2 separate regions of the Homo sapiens genome follow, and region 1 is linked to region 2. A link is an interaction called in ENCODE POLR2A ChIA-PET data of the cell type or tissue named here. Cell type or tissue: endothelial cell of umbilical vein. All regions are shown on one strand. Each heading gives the region's core, and the rest is flanking DNA. Links, peaks and the distances in the headings are about the cores only. Region 1 overlaps LOC105374536 (a long non-coding RNA gene). Region 2 has its middle 30 kb from the start of SLC34A2.

Region 1 (5,381 bases), core at 171-5,170, 170 kb before region 2:
GAGTAGGTGAGTGCAGTTAACATGTGCATTTTACAGGCTGGAGCACTGATGCTCAGAGGAATTACATCATTGCTCAAAATCACACAGATGGTAGAGTCAGGATTTGAACTCAATCCACCTACCCCAGAACCTGGGGGTTCTTGCAGTGAGAAGAATGGACTTCTCTATTCTTGCTTTTCCTGATTCCTCTGAGTACGCCAAGTGGCTTGGATCACTTGATTCTCCTTCCTCTGAAGAGCAGTGACAGCAGAACCTTATCTACGTGTTAGGTGTAGACAATCAGACAACTGCAGTACCAGTTCTTCTTTCCAAAGCCTCTTGGATGATTGTGAACCATGGCTAACACTCTTCTTTGCTTTTGTCAACTGGCCAGGCAGCAAAGAGGACACCTGGGCTTTGCTGATAAACTTAGGAATCTGGCACCTATCCTGCAGCCTGGAGAGAATTTATTTTCTCTTGGGGTGCTTGTGTGCTGCTTCTTTGCCAGGGCTTGGCTAGGGAAAGGCTGCATCATGCTTGTGGCACACAGAGCAAAGCTATGAGGATGTGAGTGGCCCCAGGTCTCAGTGATTTGAAATAAAGGGTGGCAGATGCAAATAAGATTTAGACACAGTGAAAATCTCCGGCTATATAAGGTGGAGACAGAGGACAGGGGTTAGGCATTTAAAACCCAGAAGTAGATGGAAAATTAATACCATCTTAATGCCTGATGGAACTATGTAAATAGTCACTCTCATTGTGTTTGCTGCTGTCAGTGCTTGGTTCTTTCTTGACATTTGTGTATTTTCTCAGATGGAAATACCTAGCCTGCTCTCCAGGAAAGAAGGCAAGGAGGTGCTCTCAGTTTCTGTGTCTGGATGAGTTATTTTTTTTCAGTAAGACTTGGTGCCCTGTGTATGTGTAGAGAGGGATGGAGAGAGGGGGATAGTTGCACATCAATGGCAGACGCAGTTTTGCCTCATCTTGGTGCTCCTGAGGAGGGAGAGATTAGAGCTTTGTGGTTTATTTGGGGGACAAGTTCTTAGTTTGAGGAAGAAAAGGGTATTAAATGACTGTCTTCGTCCATTTTATGAATACTAACAGACTAGATAATTTATAGTGAATAGAAATGTATTCGGCCCATGGTTCTGGAGGCTGGGAAGTCTGAGAGCATGGCATCGGCATCTGACAAGGGCCTTCATGCTGTGTCATCCAGTGGCAGAAGGCAGAAGGGCAAAAGGGAGTAAGAATGAGATCAAGAGAAGGCCGAGCTCACTGTTATAAAAAGTATGCTCTCCCAGTAATGAACTCGCCCTGACAATAATGGCATCAATCCATTCGTGAGGGCAGAGACCTCATGGCCTAATCACCTCTCAACATGGTTGCATTGAGATGTGACACATGAACAAGTTTCCAACACATGAACTTTGGGGGCCATATTCAAACCATAGCAATGACCCTTGATGACCCAGGACCCACCCCTTTTATAATTTTATCACTCTTCCATTCATATCATTCATTCAACAGATATATATTGGCTTTGGTTGCAAAAGTGGAAAGGAAAGCATCCTTTGTATCAATCAGAAAGGAACATGTCAATGGATTTCCCGTAACTGCTGACTTCACTCCCAACATTTCCCATGGTGGCCTCTGGAGTCTCTCCCCAGTTGTTGACCCTCCCTTCAACTCTCCACCTCCCAACCCGAAGGGAAACCAGACTCTAGCTTGAGGACCTCATTTACCCTGCAGCTCTTTTGAGAGGAGGGAGCTTCTTTCTCTGCATTCAACAACCCAGCTTAGAGCAGGTATAATCCCCATGCTCCTCATTGGGATTTTTAGTTCCACTGGGGCTCTGCCCATTTCCACAATACCCTGCCCCCTTGCACTCTTGTTGTCCTTGTCATTTGCTGACCTCCTGGTAATTCCCACATGCATCCATGGGCACCGCAGGCACCTGGCTCACTGTTTTTTTCTCCATTCTGGATGCATTACCCCCCAGGCCCTGCTCCCTCTCTTGGTTGTCACTGCTCAGGCCCTGCTCCCTTTCTTGGTATGCTCTAACATACCTTCTCCTCCTTCCTTAGACCTCCAACACCTCCTTCCTATCCTCACTCTCAGCTCATAATGTAGCCTTCTGTTTCACTGAGAAAATAGACGCCAACAGAAAAGATGCTCCTGCCAGCCTCCTGTCCACACATCTGCACTCTCTGCCTCCCCACCCATGACTTCTCTGCACTCTTTCTTTGGCCAGTCCTGCTTGCCTTCACCCTGCAGGGGCTTCCTCTTTCCTGCATCACCAGTTTCCCTCCCTCTTTTGGCTCATTCCCATCAACATACAAGTGTCCTATAAAACCCCCCACCTTTAAGATATAGAACTGCTTTTGACCCCAGCAGCCTCCAGCTGTGGCTCTATGTCTCTGCTCCTAACACAACTCCTGGAAGCAGCTGTCTCCACTTCTTGTCCTCCAATTCTCTCTTGAATGCACCCTAAGCTATCCTTTGTTCCCATACCACTACCTAGAAATGTGTCTTGTCAAGGATCATAGTGGCTCCCTCCTCCATGGCCATATCCAGGGTCTTATCTTAGTCCTCACTGTTCCTTACTCCCTACATGCCATGAGCCACCAAATGCTGTCAATTCTGGCCCTTAAATCTCTTGCCCATCTGTCCCCCTCCTCTCTGTCAACACTGCCCCGCCCTAGTTCAGACCTTGGCCCTTTTCACCTTCCCTGTTATAATAAATGCCCTCTTTACCTGTCTCCCAGCTACAGCTTTTCCCCTCCCCAAATACTCCCTCCCTGCTTCCCTCACAGATGCCAGAATGACCCAATCACCTCCTATCCTTCAAATCCAATGTTTGGGAATTCTAAAGCTCTTCCTTATTTTTTTTGACTCCTCTACTGACTACTCATTTCCTGAAACTTTCTCCCAACTTAGATGTGTCACTTCCTCTCTCAGAATTCTTCAGTGACTCCAGCACCTACAGGACACAGTGAAATCTCTCTTCCTGGAGTACCAGATTCCTCACAATCTAGCTCCGGACCCTGCTAAGCCTCTCCTCCTTACCGCTTTTTCCCCTGAATTTCTCTCCTAGCCCCTGTGGTTCTTCTGAATTTCCATCTCTCTTTGCACACAATGCTTCCTCTGGCTTGGATGCCTTCTCCCTCCCCTGCCTCCACTTCATCTTCCAAGTCTGTTGTCTCATTTTTCTCCCACAAATGTTTATAGCATTCCTTCCTTGTGCTAGACTCTGTCACAGCCCCAGAGTCTGAAGCCTCCTGCACCTCTATTGCAATCTCTCTGCTATCTGGCCCATCTGTTTCCCAGGGATTTTCATATTGCATAATTGTTGGCTTGCATGATTTTTTTTTTAAGAGGCATGGTCTTATTCTGTTGCCCAGGCTGTGGCACGATCATAGCTCATTGAAACCTCAACCTACTGGGCTCAAGTGATCCTTTTACCTGGGCCTCCCAAAATGTTGGAATTACAGGTGCAAGCCATCCCACCTGGCCTTGCTTGTATTCTTTTTCTCTTCTCACTAACCACAGCCTCTCATGTTTTTTGTTTTTTTTTTGTCTTTTTTTTTGTTGTTGTTTGTTTGTTTTTTGTATTTTAGTAGTGATGGGGTTTCACTATGTTGGCCAGGCTGGTCTGGAACTCCTGACCTCGTGATCCGCCCACCTCGGCCTCCCAAAGTGCTGAGATTACAGGTGTGAGCCATTGCACCCTGCCAGCTTTTCATTTTTGTGCCTCCAGAGTCAAGTCTGTGTTTGGCCCATGGTAGGTAATAAGTCAACATTTGTTGAAAGGATCAACGATGAATGAGCTATGCTAGAGGCCCCCAGTAATCGGGACTCTGGTATCTGAGCCACTGCCTCCTAGTTTTCCCATATGGTACATGGCAGGAGTAATATGTTGCCTTTGGGGAGCTTCACTGAGGACTCTAATCAGGATCCCACGTATCAACAAGGATGCTCTTAGAGCATTTTGTCTTTTCTATTAGAATGCCAGTTTTCTGCTTGTATTCTATCAATCCTCACTGAGGGATAGAGCCTGGCCTCCCATGGGGTGAGGGTAGGAGGCGAGCTTGGATTTTTGGATCCATCTGATCAGTTTCCTCCACAAAGATGGGAGACAATGGAGGGGAGAACCCTTTAGGGCAGAGCCCATGCCTGGTCTTCATTTCCCAGGATCTCACTGAATTGGTGGTGCTCAGTGCAGCCTCCAAGAAAGGTTTGCTGAGTGAATGATGAAGCCCTGTTTGCCTGTCACAGGTAATTTAATAGACTGCATGAGGCATATCAAAACAACTGGGAAATAGTTCCTTCTCTCAAAGATTCTACAATCTATTTGGGAAAAAAATGTATTGATTTGAATTTTAAAACTCCATGAAGAATGTTTTCCCCAATGTTATTTATCTATTCATTTATTTTTATTTTTATAGACTTAGTGCAGTTTTGTTACATGAATATATTTCATAGAGGCAAAATCTAGGCTTTTAGTATAACCATCAGCTGAATAGTGTTCATTGTTCCCATTAGGTAATTTCTCATCCCTCACCCCCATCCCACCCTCCCACCTTTTTGAATCTCCAGCGTCTTACTATTTTTCTTTTTTGAGACAAGGTCTGACTCTGGTTATGCAGGGTGGGGTGCAGTCCCACCATCTTGGCTCACTGCAACCTCAGCCTCCTGGGCTCAGGTGATTCTCCCACTTCAGTCTTACAAGTAGCTGGGATTACAGGCTAACGCCACCATACCTGGCTATTATTTTGTATTGTTAGTAGAGATGGGGTTTCACCATATTGTACAGGCTGATGAGTCTCCGACGTCTATGATTCCACTCTCCATATCCATGTGTACTCATTATTTAGCTTACACTTACAAGTTAGAACATGTAATATTTGACTTTCTGAATTATTTTTCTTAAGATAATGCCCTCCAGTTCCACCCATGTTGCTGCAAAAGACAAGATTTTATTCTTTTTTATTCTTTCTGATATATATAGATAGACCACATTTTCTTTATCCAGTTATCTGTTGGCAGACACTTAGGTTGATTCCACATCAACCCACATCACTTTGCTATTGTGAATAGTGTTGTGATAACATATGTATGGAAGTATCTTTTTGTTATAATGATTTCTTTCCCTTTGTGTAGCTACCCAGTAGTGGGACTGCTGGATCAAATGATAGTTCTTTGAGAAATCTCTATACTCATTCCAACAGAGGTTGTACTAATTCACATTCCCACCAACAGTGTATAAGTGTTTCCTTTTCTCAGCATTCTCACCAATGTCTGTTATTTTTGACTTTTTTTTTTTTTTTTTTTTTGAGACAAAGTCTCACTCTTATCACTGGAATGCAATGGCATGGTCTCGGCTAACTGCAACCTCTACCTCC
Region 2 (5,381 bases), core at 169-5,168:
CCTCTTTCTCCACTGGGGCCGTCAAGCTCTCCTTAGCCTCTAGCTGGCTGTCTCCTTAAGACCCAACACCCATAATACCTTCAATTAAGTTGCTGAGTTCTGATGGAGAGCTATTTGAAGTTGATGTGGAAATTGCCAAACAATCTGTGACTCTCAAAATCATGTTGGAAAATTTGGGAATGGATGATGGAGATAATGACCCAGTTCCTCTGCCAAATGTTAATGCAGCAATATTAAAAAGGTCATTCAGGCTAGGCACGGTGGCTCATGCCTGTAATCCCAGCACTTTGGGAGGCTGAGGCCGACGGATCACATGAGATCAGGAGTTCGAGACCAGTGTGGCCAAGATGGTGAAACCCCGTCTCTACTAAAAATACAAAAATTAGCCAGGCATGGTGGCAGCATGCCTGTAGTCCCAGCTACTCGGGAGGCTGAGGCAGGAGGATTGCTTGAACCCAGGAGCCGGAGGTTGCAGTGAGCTGAGATCGCGCCATTGCATTCCAGCCTGGGTCACAGAGCAAGACTCCATCTCAAAAATAAATAAATAAATAATAATAATTTTTTTTAAAAAGATAATTCAGTGGTGCACCAACCAAAAGGATAACCCTCCTCCTCCTCCAGAGGCTGATGAGAATGAAGAAAAGCGAACAGATGCTATCCCTGCTTGGGACCAAAAATTCCTGAAAATTGACCCAGGAACACTTTTTGAAGTCATTTTGGCTGCAAACTACTTAGACATCAAAGGTTTGCTTGATGTTCCATGCAAGACTGTTGCCTATTTGATCAAGGGGAAGGCTCCTGAGGAGATTTGCACAAACAGGCTTCCGTTGATACCAAAACTGACTTTACTGGAGGAAGCCCAGATACCCAAAGAGAACCAGTGGTGTGAAGAGACATGAAATATTGTGCCTGACACTGTCACACTGCAAGGATAGTTTCAAATACTGGTTGCACTGCCCTGTTTATAATTGTCAATATCAGACAAACAGTAGACAAGCGCAGCAGCATATCAATTGTATCAGCAGAATATCATCCTCACTGCATGTGTAGTTTGAGTACATATTCCAAACCTGTGGCTGAGTTTCCTCTAGTATGATCAAAAGTTTCTTTTCTCTTTGCTGTGAATAAAACTGAACTGTGGGTTCTCTATAAGTGACATTTTGAGCTTTCCTTCTTTTTTTTTTGTAAAGCAATGTCTGCCTAGTTTATTGTCCAGTTAACTTTAGTGACCTTTTAAAAGGTGGTATTATAAATAAAACAACTTGCAAAAAATAAATAAAATAAAATAATCCTGTTTATTTAAGGGTTTCTTTGATTATGGTCTTTTCCCCATGTAAAATAAACTCCAGGTCGGGCAAGGTGGCTCACACCTGTAATCCCAGCACTTTGGGACTGAGGCAAGTGGATTGCCTGAGGTCAGGAGTTCAAGACCAGCCTGGCTAACATGGTGAAACCCTATCTCTACAAAAATACAAAAATTAGCTGAGCATAATGGCGGGTGCCTGTAATCCCAGCTACTCGGGAGGCTGAGGCGGGAGAATTGCTTGAACCCAGGAGGCGGAGTTTGCAGTGAGCTGAGATCGCGCCATTATACTCCAGCCTGGGTGATAGAGCAAGACTCTGTCTCAAATAAATAAATAAATAAATAATAAAATAAAATAAACTCCAGTAATCTCATTTGTCTTTTTTTTAGAGACAGGGTCTTACTATGTTGCCCAGGCTAGTCTCAAACTCTCAAGCTCAAACAATCCTCCTGCCTCAGTCTCCCAAGTAGCTGGGACTATAGGTGTGTCCCACTGCATCTACTTCATCTGTCCTGATCATCCATCTATCCTTGACCTAAGACAGTGCCTGGTCCAGGGTAGGTGCTCAATAAATATTTGTTGAATGAAGAAATTCATGATTGTATGAATTTCTTCAAGTGTGAACCTTCTACAGAGCCCCACACTTTTTTTTTCTTAAGTAGATATTTGGGTTAGAAATTTTCTAAAATGAATTATTCAGTTCCATGCTATCTGCAGATAGAAGATACCAGAAAATTAAACCTACTCCAAATGACTCAGGGCACCATCATGAACACTGCCTATTATACTGGGCTATCATCCAGTTCTATTGAGCTCATGAATTTTTTTTTAACCTCTACCCAAATCACTGTGATTGTTGAATTTTTGGCTGTCTCTGCCATGTGTGGCTTTTCTCTCTTCGTTTTGGCTGGGCTATCAGCTCTTTCTCTCATAGAAGCACCTGCCACAGCTGTTTTCCTAATATTCATTTTTAACTTTGATAAAAACTGCATAATTGAGCTTGTGAGGAATGAATTTAACATATAAGTAAATAGGCCCTGCCTGAGATGTAAGGGAATCTCTTAAGCACCCTATGTGACTGTTAAATTGTCCTTAGTAGCATTTATTTAACTTAATTCAAAAAATTTTTTCCCACCCGTTGTTCATGCTGGATAAGTCAGGGAGTAGTCTCGTTGCAAGCAACAGAAACTGATTTTGGTTATCTCCAGAAAAGGGGGACTTTTTTGGAGCCCTGTGAAAGAGCGCATAAAATGGAAGCTATTCTATGTCACCAAGGAGCTCATAGTCTACACAAGGAAATTAGCTAAAACCATTTGGAGGCAATAACAGAAGAGGCAATTGTATCATTCTTTCTGTTGAGTCTCCATGTTATGTATACAAACTCTAAATGAGCAGGATTTCTGAGGAAGAATGGGTCTCTCTCCACTGAGAAGGTCACATTAGACTTTAAAGTAGAGGCGAGATGGGATTGGGAGCCTAAGGGGGTTTATAATTTGCTTAAGTGGGCCAAGCACAGTGTCTCATGCCTGTAATCCCAGCACTTTGGGAGGCCAACGTGGGAAGATTGCTTGAGGTCAGGAGTTCAAGGCTGCTGCAGTGAGCAGTGATCACACAACTGCAATCCAGGCTGGATGACAGAGTGAGACCCTGTCTCAAAAAAAAAAAAAAAAAAGAAAAGAAAAGAAAAAGAAAATTAGCCAGGCATGGTGGTATGCCCCTGTAATCCCATGTATTTGGTGGAGGGTGGGGGTTGGTGTGGGGAGCTAAGGAGGGAGAATTTCATGAGGCCAGGAGGTCGAGGCTGCGGTGAGCTATGATTGTGCCATTGTACTCCAGCCAAGGCAACAAAGCAAGACCCTATCTTAAAAAAAAAAAAAAAAAAGGTTGAATCTTGACTCAAAAATGCCCCTATAATGCAAAGGCAAAGTTTTGAGTGCCTTCACAGCGTGCTAGGTGCTGGCGATACAGCAATGGATAAGACAAAGGTGGTTCTGTGTATATTTCTCATCTATTTTTGCACTGAAATAGATATTTTGTGGGAAAATGCTTAATGTAATGTCTGGAAGCTAGGGTGGGCTTAATCGGTGTCAGTGCAATGAATAAGTGAATACATGAATAAAAATGATAAAGCTAGCAATTTCTCTGATTGTTTAGTAGGGGAGCACAGAAATCACCTCATTCAGTATTTTCCAATTTTCTATCATTTTCATACCATCATCATGATTTTGCCGTACACACAAATCACATTACTATTATTTATTGAATATTCATTCTTAAAGCCTAATCACTTGCTTTTTGCCTAAAAAATTATTTGAAATGAAAACATGCTATTACTGTGACAAATGGAATATTATTATCACTTTGTATTTAGATAGAAGTAACCCTGAAAGTGCATATAATGGAAAAAATAAAACAGCAATGTTATTCAATTCTATGCAGGTATTGCTTCTTAAGGAAGGTTCTAAGCCTATGGCTTCCTTTCTACTGCTTAAAAAGGGAACTTAGCAAGTATTAGAAAAGTGTTAAAGGCAAGCTAGTATCCAACTGAGACTTTTTTTAGTACAAATATACACAATGATAAAATGCCACTTACAATTAAGAGACTTGGCTGGGTGTGGCGGCTCATGCCTATAATCCCAGCATTTTGGGTCACCAAGGGGGAAGGATTGCTTGAGTCCAGGAGTTCAAGATCAGCCTGGGTAACATAGTGAGACTCCTATCTCTCTTTTTTTTGTGTTTTTGTTTGTTTTTGAGACGGAGTTTTGCCCTTGTTGCCCAAGCAGAGTGCAACGGTGCGACCTCGACTCACTGCAACCTCCGCCTCCCGGATTCAAGCGATTGTCCTGCCTCAGCCTCTCAAGTAGCTGGGATTACAGGCGTCCGCCACTGCATCCAGCTGGAGACCCCCATCTCTACAAGAAATATTTCAGTCCGGGCACGGTGTCTCACGCCTGCAATGCCCGTGCTTTGGGAGGCTGAGGTGGGTGGATCACTTGAGGTCAGGAGTTCAAGACCAGCCTGACCAACATGGTGAAACCCCATCTCTACTAAAAAAATACAAAATTAGCCAAGCACGCGCCTGTAGTCCCAGCTACTCAGGAGGCTGAGGCAGGGAAATCACTTGAACCTGGGAGGCAGAGGTTGCAGTGAGCCAAGATTGTGCCACTGCACTCCAGCCTGGGTGACAGAGTGAGACTCTGTTCAAAAAAAAAAAAAGGAAAGAAATAATTTTTTAAAAATTAGACTGGCATAATGTGTGAGCCTGTAGTCCCAGCTATTAGGGAGGCTAAGGCAGGAGGATCGCTTGAGCCTAGGAGGTTGAGGCTGAGTGAACTGTTGATCATGCCACTGCACTCCAGCCTGGGTGACAGAGTGAGACCCTGTCTCAAAAACAAAACAAAACAAAACAAAAAAGAATTAAGAGACTCTTTCTTATTTTATTTTATTTTATTTGAAGTTCCAGGATACATATACATGTTCAGGATGTACAGGTTTGTTACATTGGTGAACGTGTACCAAGATGGTTTGCTGTACCTATCAACCCCTCACCTAGGTATTAAACCCCACACACATTTGCTTTTTATCCTGATGCTCTCCCTCCCCCCACCTCCTCCAAGAGACTCTTTTGATGAAGGCTTTTTGGGTGAAATTCACGTGATTACACAGCTTTGAAAGATAGCAATAGATATGTAAAAAGTATTCACTCAACCTCACAAAATGAATGCATGATGAATAGAGGTGCTGGAGGACACGGACTTGGTCTTATTTATAGCTGTGTATTAGTTTGCTAGGGCTGCCAAACATAGTACCACATACTATGTGGCTTAAATAACAGAAATGTATTTTCTTTCATTTCCAGGCTAGAAGTCTGAAATCAAGGTGCTGGCAGGGACGGTTTCTTCTGAAGCCTCTCTCCTTGGCTTCTAGGTGACTATCCTGTGACTTCACAGGGTCCTCTGTGTTTGTGTCCAAATTTCTACTTTTTGATACAGAATCTCGTTCTGTCGCCCAGGCTGGAGTATAATGGTGAGATCTCGGCTCACTGCAACCTCCGCCTCCTGGGTTCAAGTGATTCTC

What was found. Peaks named below come from ENCODE experiments on the same cell type or tissue, not always from the same donor. Only the 100,000 strongest peaks of a DNase experiment are listed, where the experiment ranks them.
Region 1: POLR2A ChIA-PET joins it to region 2 with 6 read pairs; 2 of 35 experiments call an interaction of 5 or more read pairs at or near these places.

Annotation. Positions count from the first base shown.
Region 1 is chr4:25,454,269-25,459,649 of GRCh38, forward strand. The region is part of intron 3 of LOC105374536 (a long non-coding RNA gene); the gene reads left to right. Among named protein-coding and RNA genes, the nearest start is that of ANAPC4, 80 kb to the left of the region's middle. RefSeq lists an enhancer at 2,303-2,802. In endothelial cell of umbilical vein, for the core only: no CTCF peak of the experiment used is centred there; DNase peaks (open chromatin) are centred at 3,083 and 3,233; H3K27ac peaks cover 2,106 bases.
Region 2 is chr4:25,622,703-25,628,083 of GRCh38, forward strand. It overlaps the pseudogene LOC100288962. Among named protein-coding and RNA genes, the nearest start is that of SLC34A2, 30 kb to the right of the region's middle. In endothelial cell of umbilical vein, for the core only: no CTCF peak of the experiment used is centred there; no DNase peak of the experiment used is centred there.